Linked DNA regions of Homo sapiens: region 1 is linked to region 2. The links are chromatin loops, found by intact Hi-C in ENCODE. Cell type or tissue: heart right ventricle. All regions are shown on one strand. Links, peaks and the distances in the headings refer to the core of each region. The heading gives the core; the rest is flanking DNA. Region 1 has its middle 41 kb from the start of GHITM. Region 2 has its middle 210 kb from the start of LINC02650.

Evidence for each region. A loop is a pair of places that touch in the nucleus more often than their neighbours do. Peaks named below come from ENCODE experiments on the same cell type or tissue, not always from the same donor. Only the 100,000 strongest peaks of a DNase experiment are listed, where the experiment ranks them.
Region 1: it touches region 2 in a loop (8-fold over the local background); 8 of 110 quality-filtered maps call a loop at or near these places.

What each region holds. Positions count from the first base shown.
Region 1 is chr10:84,093,841-84,102,178 of GRCh38, reverse strand. No RefSeq gene overlaps it. Among named protein-coding and RNA genes, the nearest start is that of GHITM, 41 kb to the left of the region's middle. In heart right ventricle, for the core only: a CTCF peak has its summit at 4,182; a DNase peak (open chromatin) is centred at 5,776; H3K27ac peaks cover 933 bases.
Region 2 is chr10:83,877,980-83,886,317 of GRCh38, reverse strand. No RefSeq gene overlaps it. Among named protein-coding and RNA genes, the nearest start is that of LINC02650, 210 kb to the right of the region's middle. In heart right ventricle, for the core only: no CTCF peak of the experiment used is centred there; no DNase peak of the experiment used is centred there; H3K27ac peaks cover 2,029 bases.

The DNA of each region.
Region 1 (8,338 bases), core at 305-8,304, 220 kb before region 2:
CACTCTTCTGTCTTAAAAATCACTAGAAATTTAAACTACACCTTTCCTAAAGCCATGTAAGCTAAAGTTAGACAATTTGATATAAACTTCAGAGAAATGACATAATTTATTTTTAGATGGAAAGTTCACTGAAACATCTCATACAAACTACAATCCAAGAAAATCTGTCAGATTACCTTTGTTTACTTCCATTCCAACAAGATACTCTGAACACAAATCTAAAAATCTTCTCAGCTGACTGCCCTCCAGAATCAGACTAGTTTGTAGACCGCTTCAGACATTAACCTTTGTTTTTCTTTTGCTTCTATAGGAGTACTGCTTTCTAAATGTTTGTTTGCCTATACCACATAGAAAACTAATGTGATGAAAACCCACCTACAACATCACCTCCTGGAATTAGACACAGCTGTTCAACTGAATCTGACTGTTCTCAGGACTAAAAGATTATTTCAATAGGATATGGGACAATGTACCCAAACTTGTTCTTTTTTCTGGTTACATGTTTTTTTCCCTACTTGCCAATCCCTTGTCTCAAAACCTCTAACTCAAATCTCTCCAAAGCTACCAACTTAGATTTTCATATGTAAAACTTTCTGAAAGTAACGTTTCAAAATGGGTCTGAAGGAAACTAAAATATTTCTCCCCCAAATATTGAAGACTGTTAAGTTAAAGACACTGAAAAGGCGTTGGAACACTGTCCCAGCCTCTATTTGCCCAGTGGATAAATCTTTCCTTACTGGAGACAATACTTGCTTATTAACTCAGAGAAGGACCCACAAGCACCAGGGGAATCTGGGAACAGGTTTTACTATTTGCCCATATTTGAATGCCTTTTAAAAGACTGGAACTGCTGTCTACTATGACTAGTCACTATATAGATTTATGGTTATTTGTTAAAATGCTATTCAAGCATGGCGCCAAGCCACTGCCTTGTGAGAGAAATGCTCTTGAACTGAGGCCTCTCCCGTGTGATGAGTACAACATGTGTTAATACATTTCTACATGTTTTTCTTTTGTTAATCTGATTTCTACACTTTCAGGAGAGTGTCTCAGCTAAGAATCCAAAAGAGAAAGAAAAAAATGTTTTCTCTCCTACAGTGTCTACTGGACATTTGGTGTGGGAAGAAAACCCTCCACACATCTGGTCACAGAAGCATTCTGTGTTGAGTGTGTGAGTAGGAGGAGAAAAACTGTTTCTTCCTTTCAGCCTGTTTTCTCTGGGATGATTCCTCACCCTTCCTCTTCTCTGCATTGCAGGGGACTAGTCATGTGTGCTGCATTTCCTAGGCCTCTGTTTTACTGGCTTCTGGTCGGGTTCAATCAATGAAATACAGGAGGAATGAAGAAATCAGCGTATGAGTCTCCTATCCCCATGCCTCTAGTCGAATCCGACCGTGGCTGTGTCTTCTTTGCGGCTCTAGTTTCTTCTAGGTGACCTGGCCCATGTCTGGGATCTGCTAACATTGCCTCCTGCTTTGTCCCTCAAGCCTAAGGAAGGCTGTGAATGTCCACTGTCTGTAATGCCTGTGTTGCCTTTCACCCTTGTTTGGTTCTCATTTCTTCCATTATTTATGCAACTGATTTTCTCCATTTAAGTCCCCCAGTTTAAATACTTACAGTGATTTCTGTTTCCTTGGAAAACCGAATAGATTAGGACATTTTCAGGCATTCATGGAATCAGGTGGCTTATCTCTAGCATAATCCTTAGGAAGTGCCATGATGATATGTTCTAGAAAAATTAGGAAGGAATTCCAAAAAGAGGATGAACCCCATTCAAGAGGGCAAGAGGGCACAGTGGGTCCAATCTAAGAGGGCAGTGAGGGGAAATCCAGGCAAGAGCCATGGATTTAGCCTGGAGCACAGTTTATCTTGAAATAGCGGTACAGGAGGCTCAAAAAAGGCCATTTGAAACCTCCCCCAAAATAAAAGTCACGTGAGACCACAAGTCACTGTAACCCAAACTGAAACAAAATAAAATATGCAATGATTTTAACACAATTGGTAGAGTGTAAGATAACCCATTTCACCTTGATACAGGGATCACGCTCCTCTCTGTGGCCCACGGATTGGCACTGAACTTGCAAAAAGGGAAATATAATCTTAGCATTACATTTGGCTTTGCAGTAAAAAATATTTAGAGTCATATTAATGTAAATACTGCTTATTGGCTTTTAGCTCTTAAAGTCAACCTAAGTAGAAAGAGTGGAAGGCTTGGTCGTAGTTACAGCTGAGAATATAAACGTTAACAACCTTAGTACTGTAAAATGAAAGTGAAGTTGCAGAAGGTCAAGGGAGGAGAGTTGAGAGGGAGGGAATGAGTATCAATATTCCCATTTTGTGAAGGGAAGAATGAACCCACTAAAGTTGATGAACAAATAGAGGACTACTACATTACTTAAAACTATTAAGGTAGCCTGTAGTGAAATTAAAAACAGTATTATAATTGCAAACATTGGGGAATGGGAGCAGAAAATGTGCATTCAATAGATATTGCCTCTAATTCTTAGATCTTCTACAGGCTGTCTCTGGGGCAAGGAAGGTGGGAGACATGGTGAGGGAGGGAGGGCAGGGAGGGTGAGGTAGTCTATGTTTCTTTCCAGTGTAAACTTTCTTTTTTATCCTTTTCTCTCTTTCTTTCTTTTTTTGAGATAGAGTTTCACTCTTGTTGCCCAGGCTGGAGTGAAGTGGCAGGATTTTGGCTCACTGAAACCTCTGCCTCCTGGGTTCAAGTGATTCTCCTGCCTCAGCCTCCCGAGTAGCTGGGATTACAGGCATGTGCCACCATACCTGGCTAATTGTGTATCTTTAGTAGAGAGAGGGTTTCACCTCTTGGTCAGGGTGGTCTTGAACTCCTGACCTCAAGTGATCTGCCTGCCTCGGCCTCCCAAAGTGCTGGGATTACAGACGTGGGCCACGGCGCCCTGCCCAGTATTAACTTTATTTTATTCTTTAGGTTGTTAACATGTGTATCTATTACTTTAACACTTAGAATATATTTAGATGGTTTTAGAATGTATTGGAATAAATCAGAATAAAATGTTGACAGTTTGTCTCTGGAAAGTGAAATTGTATTTCCCCCCTTCTTTTTGCTTTATCTTTTGTGTTATGAGTATTTATTTACTTTTTCATAGAAGCATTTGTTTATGTTGAAAAAATGAGCAACTCTTCCACTTTTCTTCATCTTGGAGAAAGTTAAGTTCAAACTCTGTATTATCAAGAGGCAAGAGTGGGTAGTGGCTATCAGTGTGGTTCAAACCTTACTAGCCATGTGATGTTGGGCAAGTTATGTAACTTTGTGGTGCTTCTGTTTCTTATCTGTACAATGTAGACATGAAATGTTGTACCTGCTGATTAATGGCTATTCTGAGGATGACACGAGGGAATCTATAGTAAATGTGCGGAATGGTGTCTGGCTTGTGGCAAACTCTCTGCAAGTGCTTACTATTTTATTGCTTTGGCTCCAGGATAATCTTCCAAATGTCTCTTTCTGCACTTGCTTTCTGAACTGTTTGCTGTTCTTCCTACGCAGATTTTATTGTCCCACTTTTCCCTTCTCTCTCAATCTCTTCATTTCCCAATCAAATTCTTCCTTCTAGGTCTAGCTCATGTACCACTTCTCCATGTAGCTTTCCCTGATCTGCCCAGCTAGAAGTACCTTCTCTTTCTTTTATACGCCATACCTTTCATCTATGCCATGAGTCTTATGGCACTTCATACTTCTGATGTGGGATACTATTTTTTCCAATTAGGTCAGATGTTACTGGAGAACGGAGTATTTTAAATTACCTGGCAGAAAGTAAGTACCCCCAAAATGTTTTAAAATATAAATAAACAAGTTAAAGAAGAAAAGTACAAGCAATGTTGTATCTTAGTTAAAATAAAAGACTCAGTAGTCTTTCCCTCTCTGGTAAAATTGCTATTATGCTGGTTTCTCTTGTTTCTTTCTTACAATAGTCTGGGATAAGACTTAGAAGGGGCCTTAATAATAAACCATGTTTTCCAATTACAATAAATCTTCTGTGGCTCAGTGCTGGGGCTCATTAGAGTAAGTTCCTTTTGTTTATTGAACAAAGACCAGAGTTTTTTTTTTTTTACTACAATGCTGCCTCATTTCTTCATGACATTTGATCCAGTTCAATTGTTGCAGAAAGACCCTATTTACTAATAGCAGAATTTTTTATTGTTTCTATAGGTGGCGCTAGCTGTGCATGTTAAAGTCACAAATCAGGCTGAAAATGAACCTTGCCTAGAAATAATCGAATGTCCATTTGCTTTTCATTCTTTCTCTTAAGCTTTTTTCTTCTTTGTATTTATTTACTGTTCAAAAATTTCCCTAAGCAATGTTCTGCAGATGCGGCACTCGAATAGGTCATTAAAATCAGGTCCATTAACATGGGACCATTTTTAATATCTTTGGATAATTCAGGCTTTAAAGAAAAGAAAATATTAATAATGAAAAACCTTAAATTATTTATAGTGATTTTGAATCTGTTATGCTGTAGGATTAATTTGAACAGATTATGTCTCGATCATTCCTGATTAAATGCCGAATGCTATTTATTAATATCAATGGAAGTACGCCTATTCTAGCAGTTCATATTTTATATTTCATGCCTAACCCCCCATAGCCTTATTATACCTCTAAGTAAAATGCTGACATTTCTTCCTTCAATATTCTTTTTTTGTATTATGAGTCTGAGCATTTAATGTTATTAAGTTTAAGGCAGTGTTTTATGTTTGAAAAATAATTTACAGCAGAGACAAAAGGTGAGCATCTTGTGCTTTGGCCCATGAGTCCAAGGCCTAAACACACCTGGTAGTAAGCTCAATGAGACAGAGTAAATCAGAGGCAGTGTTCTCTGCTTCTCTTTCCTTTTTTTTTTTTTTTTTTTTTTTTGAGATGGAGTTTTCCTCTCATTCCCCAGGCTGGAGTGCAATGGCGTGATCTTGGCTCACTGCAACCTCTGCCTCCTGGGTTCAAGTGATTCTCCTGCCTCAGCCTCCCTGAGTAGCTGGGATTACAGGCACATGCCACCATGCCCAGCTAATTTTTGTATTTTTAGTAGAGACAGGGTTTCACTATGTTGGCTAGGCTGGTCTCGAACTTCTGACCTCAAGTGATCCACCCTCCTCGGCCTCCCAGACTGTTGGGATTACAGGCGTGAGCCACTGCACCCAACCTCTGCTTCACTTTTCAAAACATATTCCCCAGGGTTCTTGACACACACACACACACACACATGATCAACATTGTCTATGTGTAAGAAGTTGATCAGAGGAATTGCAGTGGATACATGGAGAGAAGTGCAGCCTATATAGACAGTATGGCACTGACTGTGGGGAAAGTGAATAACGTTTCTAGAGGTAAGGATGTCTTCATGGGAGTGCGACCTGTGCAGTCACCTAGAGCCCTCTGCTTAGAACTCTGTGCTTGATTTAATGCTCTGTTTTTGCTGTCTTGAAATTTGTAATTTTTTAAAACATTTTTGTTTTGTGCTGAGCCCTTCAAATCATGTATCTTGCCCTATTTATAGGTTTAATGGCTTTAAAAACAAGCTGCAGGGCTAAAGAATTATAATATAATATTAAAATAATAGAATTATTATTAAAAATGTTATAAAGAATTAGGCTACATTAAAGAATTGTAATAGAATTATCCTATGTGACTATCTTGAAGGCTTTGAGATTGAGTGAAACAGAGATTCAATAAGAAATTCCTTGGAAATGACCCCAGCACATTGTCAGTGGGCCATGGGGCAGCTTTCCCTGTAAAGCCTCAGCGTAAGGCAGCTGAAAACTCTGCTGCCAGCATTTGCTCACCCAGATTTCAAAACGCACAATCAGCATGCTCATTCTGACAACTTTTTTGTTAAGGATTTTTGACACTTTTCCAGAAATACTCATATCACTTCCCATCGCATTCATTTCCTGTGTGGATGTTGCACAGAACATATTTTCTGATAGGTGGAGTGCATTTCCTTGCCAGGCCTGCTAAGTAAGACAATTAGCAAAGATAGAATCAAGTCACCTATATATTTAGCCTAGTGCAGTGGCAACAAACCTATAATTGCATTAGTAAATAGGGTGGTTTTAAAATTTGAAGCTGAAACTCATAACTACATTCTTGGCACCCTTTTGCAGAGGGGGAGAGAGAGAGAGGGAGGACTTTATCAGCTGTTCACATGGCTGTGTTCATCAGCAGAAAATAAATGAGTCTGTGCTTAATACAAATTCTCCTTGCAGCGAGCTTGCACTGAAGTTTTTAAAATTAGTTCTGGGGGAGAAATCTGAGCCTGCCATCATGGCTTTCCCTCCTGCTATACATTCTAGATGCCTCTCTTGGTATGTTGTACAGGGTTTGAGGGGCTTATCTATTGCAGCTATTTATATTATCATATCTATTTAATAAGACAAATTTTCTGTTACAGCCTTTATAATAAGCATTTTAACAGCAACACATGGAGACAGCATTCATATCACCATGGACTTGGCTCAGCAGATTTTCTGAGAACACTTGAATATTTAGCATGTTGGGTTTCTTGAGCCTTGTCCTTGAAAGAAACTAGAATAATATTTAGATCTAAATCCCTTTATGTAGAAGCACTTATGTTCATTCATTTATTATCCATTTGCTACTTATTCTTGGTTCTTGCTTTAGAAATAAATATAAATTTGAAGTTTGAAGATTTATACCGGGCAAAGGCTCTAAGGTTGAGGTCAGTGATAGTTGGAGTTAAAAGAGATCTTAACATTCTCTTGTGTGGCCCTTCCAGAAAAAGGAAGGAGTTTATTCAAAGTTAACAGATTAATTAGTATCCACTTTAAATATCTAGCCTCCTTTGAGGCTATTTTCAAGGAAAGAAGTCATCATGTATCTCAGAACTACCAAGCTTAGAGTAGATGGGAGCCATACAGCTTGCACACTAACCACAACATTCGAATTATTAAGACAGTGGGGAAGCAGCATTTGCTTCCTCCTGCCAGGTTGTGAGTGCCCATGAGCCAGGGCCTCTGAGAAGTAGAGCTGAGCTTTTGCTCTGAAGGGCTAATGACAAAGACTGTTTGGGATGTGATGTGGTTTGGCTGTGTTGCCACCCAAATTTCATCTTGAATTGTGGTTCCCATAATCCCCACTTCTCATGGGAGGGACCCAGTGGGAGGTCATTGAATCATGGGGGCAGTTACCCCCATGCTGTTCTGATAGTAAGTGAGTTCTCACGGGATCTGATGGGTTTTTATTTTTTTGGAGATGGAGTTTTGCTCTTGTTGCCCAGGCTGGAGTGCAGTGGTGTGATCTCGGCTCACTGCAACCTTCACCTCCCGGGTTCAAGGGATTCTTCTGCCTCAGCGTCTGGAGTAGCTGGGATTACAGGCATGCTCCACCATGCCTGGCTAATTTTGTATTATTAGTAGAGACGGGTTTCTCCATGTTGGTTAGGGGGGTCTCGAACTCCCGACCTCAGGTGACCTGCCCGCCTCGGCCTCCCAAAGTGCTGGGATTACAGGTGTGAGCCACTGTGCCTGGCCTGTGTTTTTTTTTTTTTTTTTTTTTTTTTTTTTTTTTTTTTGAGGCGGATTCTTGCTCTGTCACCCAGGTTGGAGTGCAGTGGTGTGATCTCGGCTCATTGCAATCTCCGCCTCCCAGGTTCAAGCGATTCTCCTGCCTCAGCCTTCTGAGTAGCTGGACTACAGGCACCCACCACTACACCTGGCTAATTTTTTACTTTTGGTGGAGACGGGGTTTTACCATATTGGCCAGGCTGGTCTCAAACTCCTGACCTTGTGATCCGCCGATCTGATGGTTTCATAAGGGGCTTTCCTCCTTTGCTCGGCACTTCTCTCTCCTGCCACCTTGTGAAGAAGGACAGGTTTTCTTCCCCTTCTGCCATGATTGTAAGTTTCCTGAAGCCTCCACAGGCATGTGGAACTGTGAGTCAATTAAGCCTCTTTCCTTTATAAATTACCCAGTCTTGGGTGTTTTTTCATAGCAGTGTGAGAATGAACTAATATAGGAAGAATCAGATCTCTGCATCATTTTACCAGAAATCAATTCTTTATCTTGCAATTTCTGCAGGAGATCATGGTATTTAATTATAATTTTATATAGTTTGAGGTCAGTAAAGCACTGCTGATACAATCGTTGTTTTACAACAGTTTAGGATTGAACTGAATCAACTGAAGGATAGACTTCAGTTAATTTCAGATGTAACATAGCAAACATTTATAACGTAAAAACTGGGAGAAAAACCAGTTTGTTCCTTTGTAGATGTGTGGGGATAGTGGTGAGAATTTATGGATTAAGATTTTCTTTCTTATTTGGAGTTCCATTAATGTAAGG
Region 2 (8,338 bases), core at 43-8,042:
AGCATGCTGAAACTGAGACCCCTGCATAAAGCAGTGAAGGTAGAAGGACCGCGGTGGGTGAGTGGGAAAGACAACCAGAAAAAATGCACTTTCCAACACAGACACAGGCAGACGGCAAAAAAATTTTCTGTTGCTGCTTGGACCCTGGGTAGGAAAAACATTCCCTAGGATAATTTGTGACCATGGGTTTGTGTCCCCAACAGTTGAAGTTCTAATTTTTATAATTAGTTGGCTCAGGGATCCTCAAGCTGAAGGGAATCTGAATTTTAAAACTTCATGTGAGAAAAATCATAAATAACTGCATGCTGATAAATTTGAATATTTTAGTGAAGAATCCTTTATATTCACTATATTCATCAAAATAATTTATAAAGAAATATAAAATTCCCATAAAAAGAGGTGAATCAGTTATTAGCAATTTACCCAGTTGCTCCAATGTTAATGAAAAATAGATCCAGACTATGTACAGACATCTTCTTCCAATCCTTTGAGCAATAGATAATCTTTATGCAAATATTTTCAGAGAATAGAAAAGAAGGAAAACATCCCAGTTAATTTTGTAAGGTCATTAGCACCTTGATTCCAAAATCAGGCAAAGGCATCATGAAAAATAAGATTTGCAGGTTAATTATGGTCAGAGAGGCAAAAGTCCTAAATGAACTATTAGCAGACTAAACCTAGGGGTGTCTGAGTGTGTGTGTGTTTGTGTGAAAGAGAATGGGAAGGAGAATATCGAAACACATTCATATTATTTATGAAATAATTCATGCTATGTAGGTTCTTCCCAGAAATGTAGTGGTAGGTTTTGTTTGCTTTGTTTTTGTTTTGGTTTGTTCTGTTGTTTTTTTTTTTTTAGATATAGGGTCTAACTATATTGCTTAGGCTGGCCTTGAACTTCTGGGCTCAAGCAGTCCTCTCGCTTCAGTGTCTGAGTATCTGGGTCTACAGGTGCATGTCACCACACCTGGCTCATAGGGGTAGTTATAGTTGAAAAAAGGTAACTAAAAATCTTTTAAAACAGAAATGAAAGGGAATGTCTCCTAACTAAAGATGGTATTTACTAAATGCCTGCAGTATTTATCATGCTAAACAGTGAAATACTAGAAGCATTGCCTAAAAAGTCAGCTATAAATCAAGAATACCCTCTATTACTATTTCTATTCAGTATTGCATTGGAAATTTGAGGCAGTATACTAATATTGGGTTGAACCACATAAAATTGATGATAATCAAGTATTTCTGGCTGATATGGTTTAGCTGTGTCCACACCCAAATCTCGTGTTGAATTGTAGCTCCCATAATCCCCATGTGATGTGGGAGGGACCCAGTGGGAGGTAATTTAATCATGGGGGCAGGTTTTCCCATGTTGTTCTCATGATAGTGAATAAGTCTCATGAGATCTGATAGTTTTATAAAGGGGAATTCCCCTACATATATGCTTTCTTGCCCGCTGTCATGTGCCTTTGTTCCTTCTTCAGCTTCCACCGTGATTGTGAGGCCTCCCCAGCCATGTGGAACTGTGAGTCCATTAAACCTCTTTTTTTTTTTTTTTTTTTTATAAATTACCCAGTCTCTGGCATATCTTTATTAGCGTGTGAGAACAGACTAATACACTGACCAACAATCTAATTTTAGGAAAGAAAGAGAAGACATGGAGTTTAAAAATGAAGAACTCAAAGTAATGTTACTCATAGAAAATATGCTTATCTGCATAGAAAATTTAAGAGATTTTACAAAAAGTTATTTGAACCAAAGAGCTCACAAAATTGCTGGACACAAGATTAATACTCAAAATCCATTGTGTATTAACACATAGCAACAAATAATTTAAAAAAATTTAATACCAGTATGGAGACAAAACTATGGGATTAGAGATAATGTATAGAGATAAAATAACGAAACATGACCTAAAGACTTAAGAGCTAAGTTATAGCATGAGTCAACATTATAAGGATTGTTATTATCAAAAAATTATTTCATAAACCATGAGATTATGATCAAAATTTCAACAAGGTATTTATAGAACTCAGTGTTCTGATTCTAAGATTCTAAGGGAAAAGGAGGCCAAGAATATGTACAGCCAAACAATAAGAAGCTATAATAGTTAAGACAGTTTGATATTTGCACAGTGAGTTCATTTTTGTGTTGCCATAAAGAAGTACCAGAGGCGGGGTAATTTATAAAGAAAAAAGGATTAACTGGCTTATGGTTCTGCATGCTGTAGAGGAAGCATGGTGCCAGCATCTGGTCCTGGTGAGGGCCTCAGGAAGCTTACAATAATGACGGAAGGCAAATCGGGAGCAGGTTCATCGCGTGGCAAGAGTGGAAGCAAGAGAGAGAAGACAGAGGTCCCAGACTCTTGTAAACAACCAGATCTTAGCATGAATTGAGAGTGAGAACTCCCTCATTACTGTGAGGACTTCACCAAGCCATTCATGAGGGATCTGCTCCCATGACCTGGACACCTCCCACCAGGCCCCACCTCCAACAGCAGGGATCACACTTAAACATGAGATTTGGAGGACACATACATGCAAACCATATCACATAGGCTTAGTCAAATAGAATAATAGTATAGAAGAGAGAACTCAGAGACAGAACTACACATGAAACTGAGCTTGATACATGGTGAATGGTATTAAACATGGCAGAAAACAGATGGACTATTCAATTATTTTTTCTAGGACAATAGGCTAACCATACAGGCAAAGAAAAAGATAAAATCATGTACTAATTTCAAGTTTTCCCAATATAAAATCAAGAAAAACTACACTAAAACATGAAAGAAAAAATTGTAAATCTTCTAGAATAAAGGAGAATATCATAATGTCACTGAGTAGGGATATGTGTTTTAAACATAAAGTACAATCTGTTTTAAAATTAAAAACCTATGTAGGATAAGATATTTAGAAAAATGAAATCATAAAAAGATTTGTATGTAGAATATATTTGTATGTCTACAAATCAAGAAAAAGACAAACAAGTCAACAGAGGAAATATAGGCAAAATACATGAGTGAACAATTCACAGAGGAAGAAATCTGAATGGCCAAAAAAAAAAAAGAGAGAATAAAAGTAAAACAGGATTTCCACCCTCTCTAGTAATGTTAATTAGAACAAACATGAGATATAATTTCCTACCTACAGAATTGTTAAGGATTATTGACTAGTAACGTGTTTGATGAAGATGTAGGAAAGATGAATTATAAATTGCTGGTGGGAGTTAAAATCAGTACAAATAATTAAGAGGACAAATTGTCAATTCTCAACAAAGTTGAAAATATGTATATCCTATGACCTGGCAATGTCACTTCTTACCTAGGGAACCTCCGATGTGAATAAACAAGAGACACGGGCAAGAATCTTCATTTCAGCATCATTTGTAATTGCCAAACAGTGACAATAAATGGACTACTCTTCAGGAAGAGAATGGGTAGATTTATTATGGGTTATACATCCAATAAAATACTCTCACGTGGTGGTTAAAATGAATCACATAGATCTTCATGCACCAACATAGAGGATCTGGCTAAAGATTTTAAACTGTATCCTTGAACAATAAAGAGTTCAGAGGATTTTGAGTAGGAATCATGATATGTCTAAAAGTTTTCTGGAAGCTAGTCATTTGTGTGTGTGTGTGTGTGTGTATGCACTTGTGTGCACGTGTGTGTGTGTTCTGTGGAAAGAAGTATGGTATCACTGTTCTGAGAGGTTAAAAGAAGATGGAGAGAACCATGGATGAAGCTGGAAACCATCATCCTCAGCAAAGTAACACAGGAACAGAAAACAGAACACTGCATGTTCTCACTCATAAGTGAGAGCTGAGCAATGAGAACACATGGACACAGGGAGAGGAGCATCACACACCAGGGCCTGTCGGGGGGTTGAGGGAAAGGGGAGGGAGAGCATTAGAACAAATACCTAATGCATGTAGGGCTTAAAGCCTAGATGACGGGTTTATGGGTGCAGCAAACCAGCATGGCACATGTATACCTATGTAACAAACCTGCATGTTCAGTACATGTAACCCAGAACTTAAAGTACAATAAAAAAAGAATAAAAATTTAAAAAAAAAAGAAGAGAGAGAGACCAAGAAGAAACTGAACTGTAACTAAGGAAGGATTGAAATTTATAAGCCAGGTTGACCAACCCTATATGAAGTCAGTTCCTACCTGACAACAAGTTAGATTTGAGTGTATCCACAGTCCATTTTGTTTTTTGGGAAATGAAAATGGAAGATATTGAGCAGTAACTACTGAGACAACTGCTGAGAAACATTTTGTAAACTACAAAGTACTGTGCACAAGCCAGGAGGTTTTGGTTTTCTTACATAAACAGTCAGCCAGGATTTCTTTCCCGGAGAGAGCAGATCTTTGGCAAAGCCCCCTCTGTTCCACTCAGCAGATCCTGGAGAAAAGCACCTTAACCCAGCAGTTTGGACTCAATTAAGGAATGTTGGCAGCTGTCTCTAGAGCTTAGCAAACAAGCTGTGATTTTTTGCCAACTGCATTATTAATTGCCTGGGTAAAAGAACAAGGCCAATTTAAGTCCCTGATTTCACCAGGGAGCCTTGAGCCTTTGCATGAGAAGTGAATGACATGGGCTTCAATTTCAGGAGCTTGAAGCAGGCTCATGGCTCCACTCACTGTTGCTAACCAAGGGAAATACCCCAAATCAGATTAATTGACGTGATCCTGGGAAAGCCTGAAGGGTTGTTAATGATTCTGTCCCTTGTGTGAAGAAGGAAAAAACAATCTAAAGAGACAAGGTGGTTTCTGAAGATAAAAGACAAGGGGAAAAGAATCAGGCTTTTGTTTTTCAAGGGTCTGAAACAAGTGAGTTCTGTTAGACCTTTAAAAGGCCAGTTCTCAATTTATCTGCATTTGGGGTGTTTTCCTGTTGGATTCACTGCCCTTTCCAGAAGTAGCCTATACATTTTTCAGTCCTAGTTGCCTAGGGAAAAGAAGTGGGAATTATGTGTCATAAAATGGTACAATGCTTGTGCAAGTGACTGTCAAGATGAGATGGTGTCTGATTGTGTCTTGGTGGAGAAAGGAGAAGGGGACTCACTATGAGAAAGGGCTTGGAGAGTAGGGGCCTCAAACTTCATGCTAAAAATTCTGTCCAGATCTGGTACAGTGTATGTGACTAGAAAAACAAAATCTCCAAACCAGAGCCCTTTGTTTTGAGGCCTGTCTCTATCCAAAAGAGAACTGATCCAGTCTCTTTCTCTAGGTTTTATTCCACCCTCCACTTAACAGTTTAGAACCCTGCATGCTATTCTCTGTCACAGAAAACTTTGACAGACACAAGTAAGATCCAAGCTTTTGGTTTGATGTTGAATTTCCTAATCTCTCCTTTCCCAGAAAAAGGCGAGGGGTACCATCTTTGGGGCCCAAATGAAGGTATCGTTAGGCTACTGAACTGTGTGGCATTGGGGGTAGCATTTGGACCCTCCAGCCATTAGGACCAGGTACTATGTATACTCTTTTGGGCATGAATGACTTTTGCTGATGCTTTCACTAGAAGGTTTGCCTAAATAAAGGGTGAGGAGTGCAACTAAGCTTCCTTTGGCCAGTTCCCAATTGCTAGCAAGTAAAAACAGAAGTAATCTCAATGAATACGCAATTCTGAGCCATGGAGTGTTAGATTTTGTGAGGCTAGTCAAAGGCTGAGTGTCATGGGAGGTACTTGTGAGCAGGAGACTCAACAGGCACAGAGGCTACCCTCGTGTGAGTCCCTCCCAGGGCTGTCATGGGCTGCAGGTGCACAGGTCATGATGGGGACATTTGGGTGTTGAGGCCTTCTTAGCTGGCAGTGTACGTTTTCTGAAACTTGAAGAATCCTAGTATAAGTAAGGAAGATGAGGTCATAGGTGAGCATGTCCGGTTTGGCGTGGCCTGCCATGTGGGAAGTCTGTTTGCCAAAGATACACTTTCAGTTGTTTTCCAGCAGTGAATCTGTGTGAACCTTATCCTCGTGATGAATGCCTGCCCATCCCGCCACTCAAATTGTCATCATAATATCAACCTTTTTGATTCCAGCAGCATACGGGGGAATTATGGTAGAGCTGGGGCTACAGAGATCTTACAATTTGCAGCACCTACCCTCAAGGAGTTTTCAATTTGTTTGGAAAGAGGGAGGATGAAGGGAAATATGGGGAAAGATGAAGAGACTGCTCATTCTGGAACATTTAGAATGTTCCAGGCACCAGGGTGGTGCCTACTATGTTATCTCACTGGGCTCTTCAATTACTTTGTTTATGTTATAATATTCATTCTACAGATTAGGAAACTCAGGATGAGAGAGAGTAAGTGCCTGAAGTTACCCAGCTTGGAGCTATGGTGCAGGCAGCCTTGGAAGCCCAAACCTGCTGCGTTGAACTCTCACTAGCACTGCACCACACTAATGTATGCAAGACTTGACTAATGATGGATTACTTATGACTTTCAGCAAATGTATCATCAGGCAGTATTGTGGATGGGTCCCTAGGATAGTGCGGCTATGTGTGGCCTCTGCATGGAGGTGAGCCTTATCTGGAGAAGCCATGCCAGAGGAAGAATGGTACATTTTGGGAGATGAGATTTAAGAGCCTGGCAAGAATGAGACGGGGCATCCCTGACCATCAAGACTCGCACCTTCCCTCTAGTCCTTCACTAGTTAGAAAACCAAAGGCCAGAGCCCTGTGACCTAGTGGAGGAAAGGCAGAGCAACTGGTGAGGTTGGAAGGGAGTAGAGGAAGCAGAGGTGAAAGGGTGATGGGGAAAGGAGGAGGCATCTAGAAGATATGAGAAGTAACTGTGTCTATAATCCTTTAATGGTAGAAAGTCATGGTGGAAGGGTTGCATGCTATTTCCAACAGGAGCTGACCTCTCTCCAAGGTAATGCTAAGTGAGATCCAGTTTCTGTTCCAAGAGGAGAGTGCTGCCCAAGGAGCTTCTCCCTGCAGGCTCAGCCATCTGTGTCCCCAGGTCAGTGCTCATCCAGGCAGGTGCGTAGCAGGTGGGTTCTGCATGGATCTGGCTCCCCATGACAGTGCTTGCATTTGCCTAACTCCCCAACACCTGTGGGCTGCTGCACTTGGCCCTTGCAGAGCTTGCTGGCTCTCTGGCCTGAGGGCCAGGCTGATCCAGCCCACTTGCTTGGGCTCTGACATACTACATGACAGTTGCCAGCCCAGATTCCTGGCTGGGGTCCTGATGGAAGCTTGTGTGTTCCCAGGAGCTAGGATTTTGCTGCCAGGAGACACCTAGGGTTGTCCACCCCCTGCCCATTCCCATCACTACTTTTTCTCACCCCACATCCAATGCCCGGGGACATTGACACCTGCTGAAATCAATGCCTGAGCCATCCTCCTCTTTTTGGGCTGACATGGGAGTGGGGAAGCTACCCATCCTCTTAGAATTAGCCCTATAGCTGAGCAAAAACAAAACCAAAGCCAAAAAACTACACTTACCCTTCTTTCCCCATCTTGTTATTCAGGGGAAATGTGAGAAATAGCTGGAAAGGAATGTAGAGGTTACTGTGAAGGAGGTGGGAGAGGGGGTAGGGCTCTAATTGTAATTAAATAGTATTTTATAAAAATACAGGGAATTATTGAAAGATTGTAAGGAGGGAAGTGTCCTGATTAGACTGTGGTTCAGAGCTGTGGCAGGTGTATGGGCAGGCAAGGGAGATGAGGGAGGCCAGGGGGCCAGAGGAAGGGCACTGGCTGCAGTCCTTGGGGCAGTGGGCTGTGAGTGTGGCTTGAGACAAATGATGGGGGTGACAAGCCCTGCAGAGGCAGGAACAACCTTTCAGCTTTGCTCTGCTCCCTCAGCCCTGTGTGTTCAAGACTGGGAGGGGAGACTGGGGTAAGTTTCTCACCACCACCCTACTCAGTGTCCAGTAACCTCACCCTTGTTTCGTGAGTGTTTAGATATTCTAGGATTGAAAAACTGGTTGTCTACTTGGAATAAAATGCATGGTTCCTTAGTTATCTTGTCACATAACAAATTACCCACAATACATAACAACTTAAAACAACAAATATTTCTTACTTCATAGTTTCTGAGGGTCAGGGATCAGGGAGTGGATTAGCTGAGAGGCTCTGGATCTGAGTCCCTCATGGGGTTGAAGTCAGGCTTTCGGCCTGCTGGGGCTGCAGTCATCTCAACGTGAGGCTGGAGGAAGCCCTCCTTCCAAGATGGCTCAGGTGAGTGTTGGCAGGGGCCCGAGTCCCTCACTGCTGTTGCTGGAGGCCCTGGTTCCTTGTAACGTGGGCCTTCCCCTTGACCGCCTGAGGTTCTTCATGATATGACAGCTTGTTAGTTTGTTTCCTCAGAGCATGTAAGAGAGAG